Regions from separate parts of the Homo sapiens genome. Here all the other regions are linked to region 5. A link is a contact called in ENCODE Hi-C or POLR2A ChIA-PET data. All regions are on one chromosome and are shown on one strand. The core of a region is the stretch at or near the end of the contact, and the rest is flanking DNA. Distances in the headings are between cores, read along the strand shown. Region 1 holds the start of TMEM123 (transmembrane protein 123). Region 2 has its middle 20 kb from the start of MMP10. Region 3 holds the start of PGR (progesterone receptor). Region 4 overlaps LOC102723838 (a long non-coding RNA gene). Region 5 holds the start of CEP126 (centrosomal protein 126).

Region 1 (2,700 bases), core at 35-2,534, 540 kb before region 5:
TTCCCCAGTTAAATAGAATAACCAAAATCGAAATGTGCAATGCTTGCTTTTTGTCCATGATAAGCTGCAGGGGAAACATTTGCAGGTTGGCTGACTGAATCCACAGATGGAAGTCTCTGTAAATTTAGGACAGATTGTCTCAGTTAATCTCTAGGACCAGTCAGACCTCTGTAATGATGGATTTGCCTGACATGAGAAAGTTCTACCTCTCATAACACAGTTTTCAAAAGTTAACTGCAATGTGGCCTTTATGTGATGAAATCTGGCTCAGGTGCCAAAGATCTGCAACATTAAGACCTTTGCAGGTGGGGATTCACTGTGATTTTAGGTTCCTTGGATCCTTCAGTCTTCTACTTCAGCTGAGGGTTCCCACCCAAGCCAGGACTCAGCCTTTGTTATTCTCATGCATTAGCCACAGGTAGCTATGTCACTTCAGAGTTCTGAGCACGATGAAAATGCAGACTTTACAAGCACTTCAAGTCAAGACAAGTGATTAGCATTGGCTCCAAGGGTTTAAAAGGAACTCAGCCAAAAACTGTTCAAAACTGGCCATTTCATCTGAACTGGGACAGCAGGGCACAAGGAGAGAAAAGGCTGGTTGGATTAATGCAGCCCCCGCTTTCCATGGCTCTACTGTATTTCACTGAGAGTTGCTACCAACTCCTGCGCGCGCCCCCACCCGCCCACTCCACTAATCTCGTGTCTTAATCAGAGATACAGGGAACCCGTGGAGAAGATGAAGTACAACTGGGATAAGAAGATCGTAGGTGTTTTACGTTTGAATTTAAGCAACAAATCTGTCGAGCTGTTTTTCTCCACTTCCCCCTTAGGCTGGGTCACGCGAGGGGAAAGCTCCGACCGCCCAGGACTCCTTAGAGTGAATCCCATCCCCTCAAGTTCCTCTCCAGAATCTCCCCCTCCTCCCGCCTTTGCCCTGCAACTCCTCCCTCTCACTCTGAGTCGCACGCACCCCTGTCCCCTCCCTGCCCGCAAAACTACTCTTCAAAGGCTTCCTTCCGGGCACCGCGAAGCCAGCGTGCTCAGCATTCAGGGAGGCAGCGGCGCTCGCCTTCATCCAGGACAACAAAACTGCCATTTCCGAAGAGAAAGGAAACGGCTCGCGGTTTCTGGGGTTCCCAAGCGCGCGCCTGCGAGGGAGGCCGCGAGCCGAGTCGCCACGCCCAGAACCCCGAGCCCGCCCCCGCGCCACCCAGCCCGGCCCCGCCGCCCCGGCTGCGCACGCGACGCCCCCTCCAGGCCCCGCTCCTGCGCCCTATTTGGTCATTCGGGGGGCAAGCGGCGGGAGGGGAAACGTGCGCGGCCGAAGGGGAAGCGGAGCCGGCGCCGGCTGCGCAGAGGAGCCGCTCTCGCCGCCGCCACCTCGGCTGGGAGCCCACGAGGCTGCCGCATCCTGCCCTCGGAACAATGGGACTCGGCGCGCGAGGTGCTTGGGCCGCGCTGCTCCTGGGGACGCTGCAGGTGCTAGCGCTGCTGGGGGCCGCCCATGAAAGCGCAGCCATGGCGGGTAAGTGGCTGCGGGGGTCGTCAGCCCCGTTCGTGGGAGGCAGCGCGCTGCCGAGGCTTGGGTTCCCAAGTTGGGCTCTGGTACAGAAAGTTCCGCGTGTGTCTGGCCGAACGCTCGGGGCGGACCCAGAGGTGACCGGGCGGGGTGGGGGAAACTGAGGTTTGGACCAGTCACCCGCTGGCCCCGGGGCCGCCTGCTGAGGAAATTGCCTGGTGCTTCCCCTCTCGCTTTTTGGATGCGGCGGTCGCAGGCCGGGACGGGTGCGCATAACCTGTTGAGTTACCGCAAGTTGGTTTTTACAGCCTTTCCCTGAAGTTAATGTTTGCCGAGGTTAGAGTTTCTAAGGCTTCCGTTTGTAAACAAGATTAGCTGAGTTGAAAAATATGTCTACCTAGGCCCGCGGAAACGTCTCCCAGTTAGTCGGGGAGCTTTTCAAGCGTCCCCCAGGCATTTCAGCGTCTAATATTATGCAGTATTATCCAGATGAATTACAATCTTTAGGTCCCCCTGACGCTCGAAGTTAGACTTCGGGGCTCTTGGAGCTAGTTGGGAGCTTTTGGGGAGCGCGCCCCGCCCTCGCGGTAGTTGAGGCGGCCGCCCCCATGGCGGGGCGCTCTCCACCCCTCGTGTGCCATAAACACCCGGCCGAGGCGCGCGGCAGCTGCGCAGCGTTAAGGGCACAGCTGCACGGTCGCCGGTGGCCCTTGTCGTCGCTAGTAAGGTCGTAACAGGATGATGTTGACTTTGCTTTTCTGTGTAGGGCGGAATTTGTTTCGTTTTAGGCCCTTGGCCCTTTGGAGACTTCAAACAGCCCTTTTTGGATGAAACCAGGAAGTTGGGATTTGTTGTGTAAATACTGTTTTCCTTTGTCAACTGTTAGAGAAGTCAGGTCCCTAGGTAATGGTCAGTAAACTAGGATAAGTTAAGTAACCCAAGGTTTTCATGGTTTTAAGTTCTATCCATCCACTGTATATGTTAGCCTTAGGTTCGTTTTATCCAGCAAAAGAAAAAGGCAGTTTGTAAATCTGGAAGGTTCAGGCACAACACTTGCTTTTTCTGGAATAACCTGGGTGAATTAACAATTTTTCTTTGTTTTGCTGAAGTTTTTTTGTTTGCTTAATTGTGCGTGTGACAAACTGGCTTCGCAGACCTAATTTTGAGATCATTTAAGAAAA
Region 2 (2,700 bases), core at 187-2,686, 850 kb before region 5:
AATTCAGAGAATGGTACATGGTAGCTACTCCGTAAATCACTGTTTGTTAAATGAAAGCATGCATAACTCCCTTGAACTAGGAAGAAAGTAATGTCAATTTTAGAATGTGAAGAATGACAGGCATCTGGAGATGTCTGGAGAGGAAGGGCATTCCAAGGGAAGCAAGCTGCATGCACAATGGCATAGAGATATTAAAAGACATGTTTGAGGAATCTCAAGGGAACATCTGAGAGAGTCAAAGAAAGGGAGTCACATTAATTTATGTTTTAGAGAAAATATATGAAGCATCAGCTTTCTAACATGTGATTGAGTATAAAATTAATGAAACATTTCAGTAAATGAAACAGTAAAATTTCTCCCAAAGTTTGTAACTCATTGTTTTTCATTTAGTCACTCATTTAGCACATTTGCTCATTTAATAATCATTCCATTGCATCCATCAAATCTGTTTTTGAAGTAGGAAACATAAATAAGAAATAAATTGCCCACTCACTTAGCTAAGTAACACACGTTACCACTATATGTGTAGTATATTTTCTCAGCAGCAATAAAATAGGAAAGAAAAATTACTTCATCAGTTAAACAAGCATGCACTAAAAAAATGCCCTGGTTTCTTTCTCTCTCTCTCTCTCTTTTTTTTTTTTTTTTTTTTTTTTTGAGACTGAGTCTCACTCTGTCACCCAGGCTAGAATGCAGTGGCACGATCTCAGCTCACTGCAACCTCCACCTCCCAGGTTCAAGCGATTCTCATGCCTCAGCTTTCTGAGTAGCTGGCCCACCACCATGCACAGCTAATTTTTTTTTTTATTTTTTCTTTTAGTAGAGATGGGGTTTCACCATGTTGGCCAGGCTGGTCTCGAACTCCTGGCCTCAAGCGATCCTCCCACCTAGGCCACCCAAAGTGCTGGGATTACAGGCGAGAGCCACTGCTCCCAGCCTGCTTGGTTTCTTAAGGATTAAATCAAAGGAGGTAGTTGAAGATATATACAACCTTCTTAATCCCTGCAAAGTCAGTAGGAAATCCAACCCTTTAATTTCTTCCCTAGAACAAAGACATGGTGAATCATAGACCTACTTATATTTAGAAGCAGATTTATAATTATACATACTAGTAAGACCTTCCCAATCAAATTAATGGAATGTCACTGGATCACCATTAGCTACAACTAAAAGGTGACAAAAGCATGATAAGTGAATTTAGAGCGTAAGTTATCTAGCTTGGAAATTTGCCACCTCCACAATTGTTCTTAAAATCGTATTTGGCTCACAGATATGATGATGGCGATGATAACAATGATGATTATACAATGATGCAATACCTAGTAACACAGCTGCTTCTTGAGCAATGCTCCCAAATCTCTAAAGCAGATGATTCAACTTGGTTTATTGTGGAGATTCAGCAGATATTACTTGTTTTTTCCTTGCTTTATTTAACTGCACAGCAACAATTTCCTCAAGAGTCATTTCCTGTGGTAAGTTTAAATCCCCTTAAAATGAACTAACCCTGTCCCTTGAATCATAGTCACATTGTTTTGCTTTCTAAGAAATAAAACAACTGAGAATTTCAAGATCTCAGTTTCCTCATTTGCAATGGAAGGGGGTTTAATTAGGTTTTGTGATTTGTTTGTTTGTTTTACTGTTACAGAGCAGTGGTCCATATTTTGGGGGTATATGTGATATTTTGACACATGGATACAATGTGTAATGTTTATTATACCAGGGCAATTGGGATATTCATCACTCCAAACATTCACCCCTTCTTTATGTTGTGAACATTCTAATTCTTCTCTTCTAGCTATTTTGAACTATACCACAAATTATTGTCAATCATAGTCATCCTACTGTACTATCAAAAACTAGATCTTATTCCTTCTAACTGTATCTTTACAACAATTATAATTAGAGTTTTTTTTTTTTTTTTGAGACCAAGTCTCGCTCTGTCACCCAGGCTGGAGTGCAGTGGCTCCATCTTGGCTCACTGCCAGCTCTGCCTCCCGGGTTCACGCCGTTCTCCTGCCTCAGCCTCCCGAGTAGCTGGGACTACATGTGCCCACCACCATGCCTGGCTAATTTTTTTTTTTTTTTTTAGTAGAGACAGGGTTTCACTGTATTAGCCAGGATGGTCTTGATCTGACCTCGTGATCCACCCGCCTCAGCCTCCCAAAGTGCTGGGATTACAGGTGTAAGCCACCATGCCTGGCCATAATTAGAGATTTTTAAAGGTATCTTTTAACTCTAAGAAAAAAACAGCAATCATGAAATACTCTGTAACAAACACCAAAGTAGATATATGTTATATATATAATTTTGTTTAATTCTTCTGAAAACCATTTTGGGATTGGGGGGAATTTTATTACTATTATTATAATTTTCTAGTCAAGAGAACAGAACTAACTTTAGTCTTCATACCCAGTTAGAAGTAGGGTTGGATTTCCAGTCTCTACCTGCTAAATCTCTATCTACCTCATACCCAAAATCATACCTTCAAGTTCTGTCTCCCATTCAACATTCCATAAGACCATGATTATACAGTTTTTAAGAATTTTCAGGGTAGCAATTTAGAATGCCAGCCATTTGGAGTTTGCAACATGCTGTTTTATATTTTTAATAGCTTTCTTTATATTCTTTCTTTTAGAGCAAGAAGTCTCTGTTCTCCAACCAGTGACCCAAACATTACCTTGTGTACAATAGCGATGCGTG
Region 3 (2,700 bases), core at 201-2,700, 790 kb after region 5:
GTTACAAAATTAATAGTGCTGATGGTTGCACAACTCTGAGTACATGAAAAATCAATGAACTGATACTTTGAGTGAGCTGTATGATACTGGAATTACACCTCAATAAAGCATGGTAACTGTTTTAAGATAGGCTGGAAAGAGAAAGCCTGAAAACAACAATAATGATATTAATAAATTAGTTTACTTCTCTAGTCTCATATACTTCTGTGCCCACACTTGCTCCTGTTCTATTCATAATGGTCCCCTTGCAGTTGCCATATTATATCCTGCCATTTGATGCCCGGTGAACATTCTATACCTGCTTCCCAGAATTCTCTTTACCTTTCCTCTATCTGCCTAACTTCCACATATCTAAAATTAATCAGAGTAAACTATTTACTAGAACAACCAACTCCAAATCCTAGTAACCTAACATGATAAAGGTTTGTTTCTCACTCATATAGCCCCTCCCCAGATGATCGAGGGGTCCAGGCTCCTTACCTCTAGTGGCTCCCCCACCTTCTGGAGTCTTCTGCATTCTTTATACATGGTTGAGATAAACTATGAGTCATTAGCACAGCTAGACCTTGAGGTCCTACAAGAAAATTTGCAAATCATTCACTCTGTTTTGAACAAGGTATATTTAAGATGATGTTAAAATACCCAATGGTCTTGGGTCAAATACAGTTTATGACTGTGTATCTAAAATATATATTGCAATATTCTTCCCTTTTTCTACTGACTTCATGAATTTAGCGGGGATCCATTTTATAAGCTCAAAGATAATTACTTTTCAGACTAAGAATATTTAGGGTAAAAAGTACTGTTCAACATCTCTACTGAGGATGTTATGATGTAGCACACTGTATAAGCTGGAGCTAAAGGAAACTTTCCTTAAAGTGCTATTTACTAAAAATTGGAACACATTCCTTAAGACAAATCGAAGTGTGGCACACAACATCCAAACTTCCATCATAGATACAGAGGTGTTACCATCTCCCACTCCCAAATTTCTTTGTCACGCTGAGGATACTCAAGAGGAGCAGGACATGTTGGTCGCAGCAGGAGAAACTTGAAAGCATTCACTTTTATGGAACTCATAAGGGAGAGAATCTCTTATTTAGTATCGTCCTTGATACATTTATTATTTTAAAAGATAATGTAGCCAAATGTCTTCCTCTGTGTTAAATCTTTACAAAACTGAAATCTTAAAATGGTGACAAAAATTCTACTTCTGATAGAATCTATTCATTTTTCCAATTAGATAGGGCATAATTCTTAATTTGCAAAACAAAACGTAATATGCTTATGAGGTTCCATCCCAAAGAACCTGCTATTGAGAGTAGCATTCAGAATAACGGGTGGAAATGCCAACTCCAGAGTTTCAGATCCTACCGGTAATTGGGGTAGGGAGGGGCTTTGGGCGGGGCCTCCCTAGAGGAGGAGGCGTTGTTAGAAAGCTGTCTGGCCAGTCCACAGCTGTCACTAATCGGGGTAAGCCTTGTTGTATTTGTGCGTGTGGGTGGCATTCTCAATGAGAACTAGCTTCACTTGTCATTTGAGTGAAATCTACAACCCGAGGCGGCTAGTGCTCCCGCACTACTGGGATCTGAGATCTTCGGAGATGACTGTCGCCCGCAGTACGGAGCCAGCAGAAGTCCGACCCTTCCTGGGAATGGGCTGTACCGAGAGGTCCGACTAGCCCCAGGGTTTTAGTGAGGGGGCAGTGGAACTCAGCGAGGGACTGAGAGCTTCACAGCATGCACGAGTTTGATGCCAGAGAAAAAGTCGGGAGATAAAGGAGCCGCGTGTCACTAAATTGCCGTCGCAGCCGCAGCCACTCAAGTGCCGGACTTGTGAGTACTCTGCGTCTCCAGTCCTCGGACAGAAGTTGGAGAACTCTCTTGGAGAACTCCCCGAGTTAGGAGACGAGATCTCCTAACAATTACTACTTTTTCTTGCGCTCCCCACTTGCCGCTCGCTGGGACAAACGACAGCCACAGTTCCCCTGACGACAGGATGGAGGCCAAGGGCAGGAGCTGACCAGCGCCGCCCTCCCCCGCCCCCGACCCAGGAGGTGGAGATCCCTCCGGTCCAGCCACATTCAACACCCACTTTCTCCTCCCTCTGCCCCTATATTCCCGAAACCCCCTCCTCCTTCCCTTTTCCCTCCTCCTGGAGACGGGGGAGGAGAAAAGGGGAGTCCAGTCGTCATGACTGAGCTGAAGGCAAAGGGTCCCCGGGCTCCCCACGTGGCGGGCGGCCCGCCCTCCCCCGAGGTCGGATCCCCACTGCTGTGTCGCCCAGCCGCAGGTCCGTTCCCGGGGAGCCAGACCTCGGACACCTTGCCTGAAGTTTCGGCCATACCTATCTCCCTGGACGGGCTACTCTTCCCTCGGCCCTGCCAGGGACAGGACCCCTCCGACGAAAAGACGCAGGACCAGCAGTCGCTGTCGGACGTGGAGGGCGCATATTCCAGAGCTGAAGCTACAAGGGGTGCTGGAGGCAGCAGTTCTAGTCCCCCAGAAAAGGACAGCGGACTGCTGGACAGTGTCTTGGACACTCTGTTGGCGCCCTCAGGTCCCGGGCAGAGCCAACCCAGCCCTCCCGCCTGCGAGGTCACCAGCTCTTGGTGCCTGTTTGGCCCCGAACTTCCCGAAGATCCACCGGCTGCCCCCGCCACCCAGCGGGTGTTGTCCCCGCTCATGAGCCGGTCCGGGT
Region 4 (2,743 bases), core at 17-2,516, 580 kb before region 5:
CCTGCATCAGAGTCTGAAAGCTCTCCCTACCTAGTCCACTCCTTCACCCGTTATCCTTCACAGGTGTTTCCCCAAAAACCTCTTTTATGTCGAATCCGATCCTCTTGGTATCAGCTTTTAGAGAACTTGAATTAACAGAAGGAGTGTCCAGTTATCGAACATTGCATAAAAAGAACCCTAAACCGTAGCTCAAAACAACAATCATTTTATTATGTCTCATGATTTGGTAGGCCAGGAGTTCAGGCAAGGCTGCCCTAGGTGATCCTTTTGTTCTGTGGGGCCGATGGGCTGGTTGGGAGGGGCTGGGATGGCTTCAATCACACGTCTGCTGCGTTGCTGGAGATAATTGGAAATCTGGGCTCAGCTGGGACTGTCAACCATACTGCCTGCTCATGGCATCTTCTCCACCATGGAGGCTGTATGACTTTTAAGATCTAGCCATAGAAGTCATATAACCTCACTTCTGCCATACTCTTCTGATAAAAGTAATCAGAAACACAACCAGAGTTAAAATGAGGCAATATACACCTCCTCCTTGAAGCCGGGAATGCCAAAGAATTTGCTGTTATGTTTCTAAATCGCCACATGAGGGCACCCTTTCTCTTATGAAACCACTAAGTTTCATCAACTTCAGGAGACTATCATTCAAACCAGAAGAGATGTATTAATTCTAACCAAAAGAATACTTGCTACCACAAAAATGCTGTATGGATCAGCAAACATACGTTCTAGTTTATACCCTCTTTTGTCATTACAGTTCAATTGTCAATGCCCCAATCAACAAAAAGGGAATTCAGATCTAGTGCTTTACACTCCAGATGACGTGAATCTAAAGACCATGACCCTGGTGACCACATTAGTTTCTTTAACGGTAAAGTCTGTATTTCCTACAAGTATAGAAGGCTGTCATGAAACGTAAACCCTGGCCACTGACTCTGATCATTTTTGGTGTGCGAAACTGTTACTCCTTTGGTTACTAGCAAGCATACAGAGGAGAGTAAATTGCACCTGAGCCTAACCTCCGACTAAGGGGCTGCTGTGACCTACTGTTGCCTTTTGGAACTTTAACTGGGGAGGTAAAAAACATGGAGTTATGATTACCAAAGGATAATGAGTTAAACTTCAAAGGAATAACTCAGTCTTATATCCCTGTCATCTTTTGCTGAGGCATCTTCATAAAGACTAAGCACGTTACGACCATGCAGCAGTGACTTTCCTTGGTTACAAAGCAAGAGTGGATTTGCCATCCTAGTCGTTGATAATGGTGAACATCAAGTTTGTTTTGTGTGCACGCATATGTGCTAAACATTCACTTGAAAGATACCTTGAGAACTACTTTGGCATAATACAAATGCATTTGACAGGCTTTTTTGTCTTGCCTCTCAAATTAGCAAATTTCCCTAGCCCTGAATAAAACCAAGCAACTACAGTATATAGAAAAATTTAGGAACCCTAAATAATGGATTGAAATTCTATTCAAACTTAACACCTAATTGTACTTTTTTAGTTATCAGTAACTAGACTATGTCATTCAGGGATCAATCTACCTCAAAGTAAATAGATTAAAATATCTTAATCTAAGAAATCATTCAGTTATAAAAGATATGATTAACCTAGCACTTTTTTTTCAAGTTTTTCCTCCTCTACCATAATTTTGATATGAAAAGTGGAGTTCTTGGCAGAAAAAGCAGAGTCTATGTCTGAATCATTCAGAGAAACAATGGTTAGCACAGTTTAGCACATAAAAGTTGTCCAACAAATATTTGTTGAAGCCAGGCGCTGTGACTCACGCCTGTAATTCCAGCACTTTGGTCAAGGTGGGTGGATCACTTAAAACCGGGAGTTTGAGACCAGCCTGGCCAACATAGCGAAACCCCATCTCTACTAAAAATACAAAAAATTAACTGGGTGTGGTGATGCACACCGGCGACAGAGTGAGACTCTGCCTCAAAAAATAAATAAATAAAATAAAATATTTGTTGAATGATCGGTTGAATGAATGAATGGATAAGTGGTATTTATTTGTGTTAACTTACTCAGTTAGGATTTTCATTTACACAGCTTCCAGAAGGTAGTGGTAGAAATTAAAAATAATAGGTAAGATAGAGGCTAATTTAAATTTGAAATAGCTATATGGTGTCTATTCAGCTTGTTAACGATTAATACTTAGATGTTAATTATAATTTACTTAGGACAGATTTCCTTTGAACTTCATTTCTTACGTGTCCATATCAGACAATTAGGTCTTTTTAGGTAAACCCCGATATTCTGGTTATCTTAATAACCATTACATCACCAACAATGATTAAAAGGTATTACCTTAATTACTTTCAGGCAAGGAATTTATCCACTTTGTTCAGCAGCAAGAAGGGCACATGACACAGAGTAAGCACCCGTTAAATACCTGTTGAATAAGGCACTTAATTATTAAACTCCATTTCTCAATGTGAGTACATAACAAAGAATGTGCAGCCATCCCTAATCCACCCTACATACCTACATTCTGATCACTACAGCAACCCTGAAAAGTAGGTATTATTTTATTCATTTCATAAATTAGGAAATTCTCACGGCTGGGATGTGACAGCACTTGCATTTGAAGCTATATTTGTATGTTTCCAAAGTCTTTTTAATTGCCTCCCCAGGCGCAGTGGCTCACGCCTGTAATCCCAACACTTTGGGAAGCCGAGGTGGGTGGATCACCTGAGGTCAGGAGTTCGAGACCAGCCTTACCAACATGGTG
Region 5 (2,700 bases), core at 170-2,669:
ATGATCGGAGAAGAGATATTTTACTTTTAGTGAAGCTCTATACACATTTGTCTTCCTCACTAGATTTGTATCCCTAGAACCTAGAACAGAGTCAGCCAAAGAGCAGGCACTCAATACAAATTGTTGACTTGCTGCTAAAATTGTAACAGAGTACAAAGAACATCCTAGAAATTGGAGACAAAGGGGATAAGAAAACAGAGTTAACTTGGAAAGAGAAGACACTCATCTCTGACAAGACTGAAGATGATTACACAACACCATCATTGCCAACCAAGTCCTTTGGGAATACAAAGGTTAAATCCTAATCATCACAACAGTCTCTAAAGGAATAAACCTGATTTACAGATTTTGATAACAAAATACTTCTCCTCTTTCCATTTTCTACAATGCAACCAACAGCAACATCAAAGGTAGGCTTAACCAACTCTTCGAGAAAAGTCAGAGTTAATCCAGATTGTAAAGCGTCCAGGTCCCCTGTTTCTCATTTCCTCTTTTCTGTCGCTCTGACAACAGACTGGGCAGAGATGGAAAACAAAACAACTTACCAAACTGTGTAGCCTTTAGCAGCTCTGGTAAATGCATTTAGGGCTGTGTTAGGATAACTGTTAAAACGGACTCTTTAGGATAGCAAAACATTTTACTTATTTGTGTAATTTCTCTCTCCAAGTAGTACGATAAATCAGGAAGTAGTTAATATGTAAGTAAAGAACATAATGGCATAAAAATATCCCCACAGAATACACAGTTGATGTGTTTTAAAATTCACAAAAATTTTACAAAGTTGAAGAATGGGAGTAGGATAACAGGGTGATGGGGGGAAGCAGCCACAGAATTAGATAAAATGGTATAATTTCAGGTCTAAGGTGAGACACGACAGTTGCTAAAGGAAATATCTGCACTAAGATGACTTGCTAGTTTTGATCACCCTGCGTCAAAGGTAATGGGAATCTAATTGGAAAAAGATGGGCCCCGTTTTCAACATCGCTACCCTGGCAGCCACAGGCTGGGAAGGATACAGGTAAGAGCCAGGTCGGTGATGCCCGCCGCTCTCCCGAGGGCCGAGGGGGGCTCTGTCGAGGTTGTCCGATGATTCAGTGCCCAGTTCCCCGACCGCGCTCCGGGTTCCGGGCCTCCCCGCCAGCATCCTTCACTTCAGCGCCGCCTGTCTGCTCGCCCCCAGAACCTCCCTCATGGCAGCTCCGGCTTCCTCCTCCTCCTGCTCGGCCCCTCCCTACACTCCGTCTCTCAGGCCCCGCGTCACGGGCGCGGAAGGGTTGGCCTCGACAGCCCTAGCTCCCGCGCAGCGGCACTGGTGCCTGTAGCGGCGATGGCAGCTGAGGCAGCGGCGACCTCGCCGGGCAATAGCAGATGGGGCGGCAGCAACCCTGCAGCCGCCATCTTGACAACAACCGACGGCGCGTCCTTGACAACGGAAACCTGGGAGGAGCTACAGGTCGGGGCGGGACGATGTGCCCGAAGCAGCCAATCGCAGGCTCCGGCGGCCCCTCCAGCTTCGAGCGGCGGGTGGCAACCCAAGCATCCCTAGGGACCCGGGTTGTTGCGCGAGGGGTGAGCTGAGTGTTGTTTTAGAGCCTGATGCAGTTCTGCCTCCCTTTTTATGAGAGTGTTTTTGTGGCAGTACCGACAGTGACGAAAGACAGATGTAAAATCCTCAGATACAGGCAATTGCCACCGGGAGGAGTCTGCAGTGATTGTCTGGGGGACAATTTGGAGTTGAATTTGTTAAACTACTGAATCCTGTTGTGAGATTTTGAGTTGTGAGTCTTTCTGTGGCATCATCATCCCCAAACACCGTCTCTTTAAAATGTCTTTGTGAAGTGGAAATTTTCCTTCCCTGCATTCTCTCATCCACTCGGTAATGCTTCTGGCATTCCCTCTGCAGTCGTCTTCCTTGCCTTTGCCCTACTTAGAAGGTCTACATTTCAAAGCCTCCTAATGGTTCTCGCATTGCTGCCAGATTCTGGAAATGGACCATCACAGCAAAACTAGCAATCTCTTGGGAAGATATGCCAAAAGAGATCATCGCATTGAAATGGTTTTGGGAAGTATGGAAAATTAAATGGATTTTTGAGACACTAGTTTATTGGCTATGCAAGTGACAGTTTTGAAAAAGGCTGAATCTTATTGTTGGAGCCTAATGTAAATGCATATATAAATTCTGACTGTATTTCAGTCAGTGTTTTCTTGGAAAAATTCCCAGATTGGAAGCAGAAAGTACAGACCAAATAAAGATTATTCACCCACCATTCAAATGTCTCTGCCTTTGTGAATTAATTTGTTCATTTTAAGATTTCAAATAATAAACTTTTCCAGTTGAAACTGTTTAAAACAATCTTTGCAAACTTGGTTGCAATGACTCAAATTGGAATGTACACTGGCGACAGATTTTAAAGTGCCACAACAAATCCAGTTTCGATTTAAGACACAAAACACATGAACTCTCCTTCAGAAGCATACCAACAGGATAAAATATACAATTCTGACATGAAAAGCTAAATGTATACAACTGGACACTTGGCTATCTTGGCAAGTTTTTAATTGGCCTAGCCACAGGCAATGGCCTTGATTCTATTCCCACTGCTGTCATCACACGTTTGTCTCCCCATGGGTGATCTGAGTAAAGTAGGGCAGTGCAAAGTACAGATGAATATGAGAATATTAGAGTTGCTATTTGGAATA

Evidence for each region. A loop is a pair of places that touch in the nucleus more often than their neighbours do. ChIA-PET counts read pairs that join two places held with the same protein, here RNA polymerase II (POLR2A). Pooled maps may share reads with other maps.
Region 1: a map of B cell shows a loop between it and region 5 (4-fold over the local background). The contact joins the promoter of TMEM123 here to the promoter of CEP126 in region 5. A Hi-C loop is called at or near these places in 3 of 168 maps with a recorded cell type or tissue (B cell, CD4-positive, alpha-beta memory T cell and naive thymus-derived CD4-positive, alpha-beta T cell), 1 of 37 single-sample maps with no recorded cell type and 13 of 50 pooled maps. POLR2A ChIA-PET finds 5 or more read pairs at or near these places in 1 of 52 experiments (activated CD4-positive, alpha-beta T cell).
Region 2: a loop to region 5 is called in a map of endothelial cell of umbilical vein, with 4 times the contacts of the local background. The contact joins the enhancer-like site here to the promoter of CEP126 in region 5. A Hi-C loop is called at or near these places in 1 of 168 maps with a recorded cell type or tissue (endothelial cell of umbilical vein). POLR2A ChIA-PET finds 5 or more read pairs at or near these places in 1 of 52 experiments (activated naive CD4-positive, alpha-beta T cell).
Region 3: a map of ascending aorta shows a loop between it and region 5 (5-fold over the local background). The contact joins the promoter of PGR here to the promoter of CEP126 in region 5. A Hi-C loop is called at or near these places in 1 of 168 maps with a recorded cell type or tissue (ascending aorta) and 7 of 50 pooled maps.
Region 4: a loop to region 5 is called in a map of endothelial cell of umbilical vein, with 16 times the contacts of the local background. The contact joins the enhancer-like site here to the promoter of CEP126 in region 5. A Hi-C loop is called at or near these places in 2 of 168 maps with a recorded cell type or tissue (Caco-2 and endothelial cell of umbilical vein) and 6 of 50 pooled maps.

Annotation. Positions count from the first base shown.
Region 1 is chr11:102,451,349-102,454,048 of GRCh38, reverse strand. It overlaps TMEM123 (transmembrane protein 123), which reads left to right and starts at 1,284. Exons shown (of 5, transcript NM_052932.3): 1 at 1,284-1,525. The coding sequence starts at 1,426. TMEM123-DT (TMEM123 divergent transcript) reads right to left here and starts at 1,130. Exons shown (of 2, transcript NR_135053.1): 1 at 1,000-1,130. RefSeq lists enhancers at 921-1,030, 1,761-2,050, 2,231-2,280 and a silencer at 1,151-1,440.
Region 2 is chr11:102,759,212-102,761,911 of GRCh38, reverse strand. No RefSeq gene overlaps it. Among named protein-coding and RNA genes, the nearest start is that of MMP10, 20 kb to the left of the region's middle. Within about 2 kb of position 1,436, at least 4 of the 41 ENCODE cell types and tissues checked have a DNase peak (open chromatin) inside an H3K27ac peak, as active enhancers do; they include endothelial cell of umbilical vein, where a contact is called at or near this core.
Region 3 is chr11:101,128,563-101,131,262 of GRCh38, reverse strand. It overlaps PGR (progesterone receptor), which reads left to right and starts at 1,450. Exons shown (of 8, transcript NM_000926.4): 1 at 1,450-2,700. The coding sequence starts at 2,193. It also overlaps PGR-AS1.
Region 4 is chr11:102,493,441-102,496,183 of GRCh38, reverse strand. It overlaps LOC102723838 (a long non-coding RNA gene), which reads right to left. Exons shown (of 3, transcript NR_135076.1): 2 at 2,320-2,404. Among named protein-coding and RNA genes, the nearest start is that of MMP7, 36 kb to the left of the region's middle. Within about 2 kb of position 1,266, at least 2 of the 41 ENCODE cell types and tissues checked have a DNase peak (open chromatin) inside an H3K27ac peak, as active enhancers do.
Region 5 is chr11:101,913,729-101,916,428 of GRCh38, reverse strand. CEP126 (centrosomal protein 126) reads right to left here and starts at 1,419. Exons shown (of 11, transcript NM_020802.4): 1 at 1,017-1,419. The coding sequence starts at 1,144. ANGPTL5 (angiopoietin like 5) reads left to right here. Exons shown (of 9, transcript NM_178127.5): 1 at 1-410. RefSeq lists an enhancer at 1,401-1,500.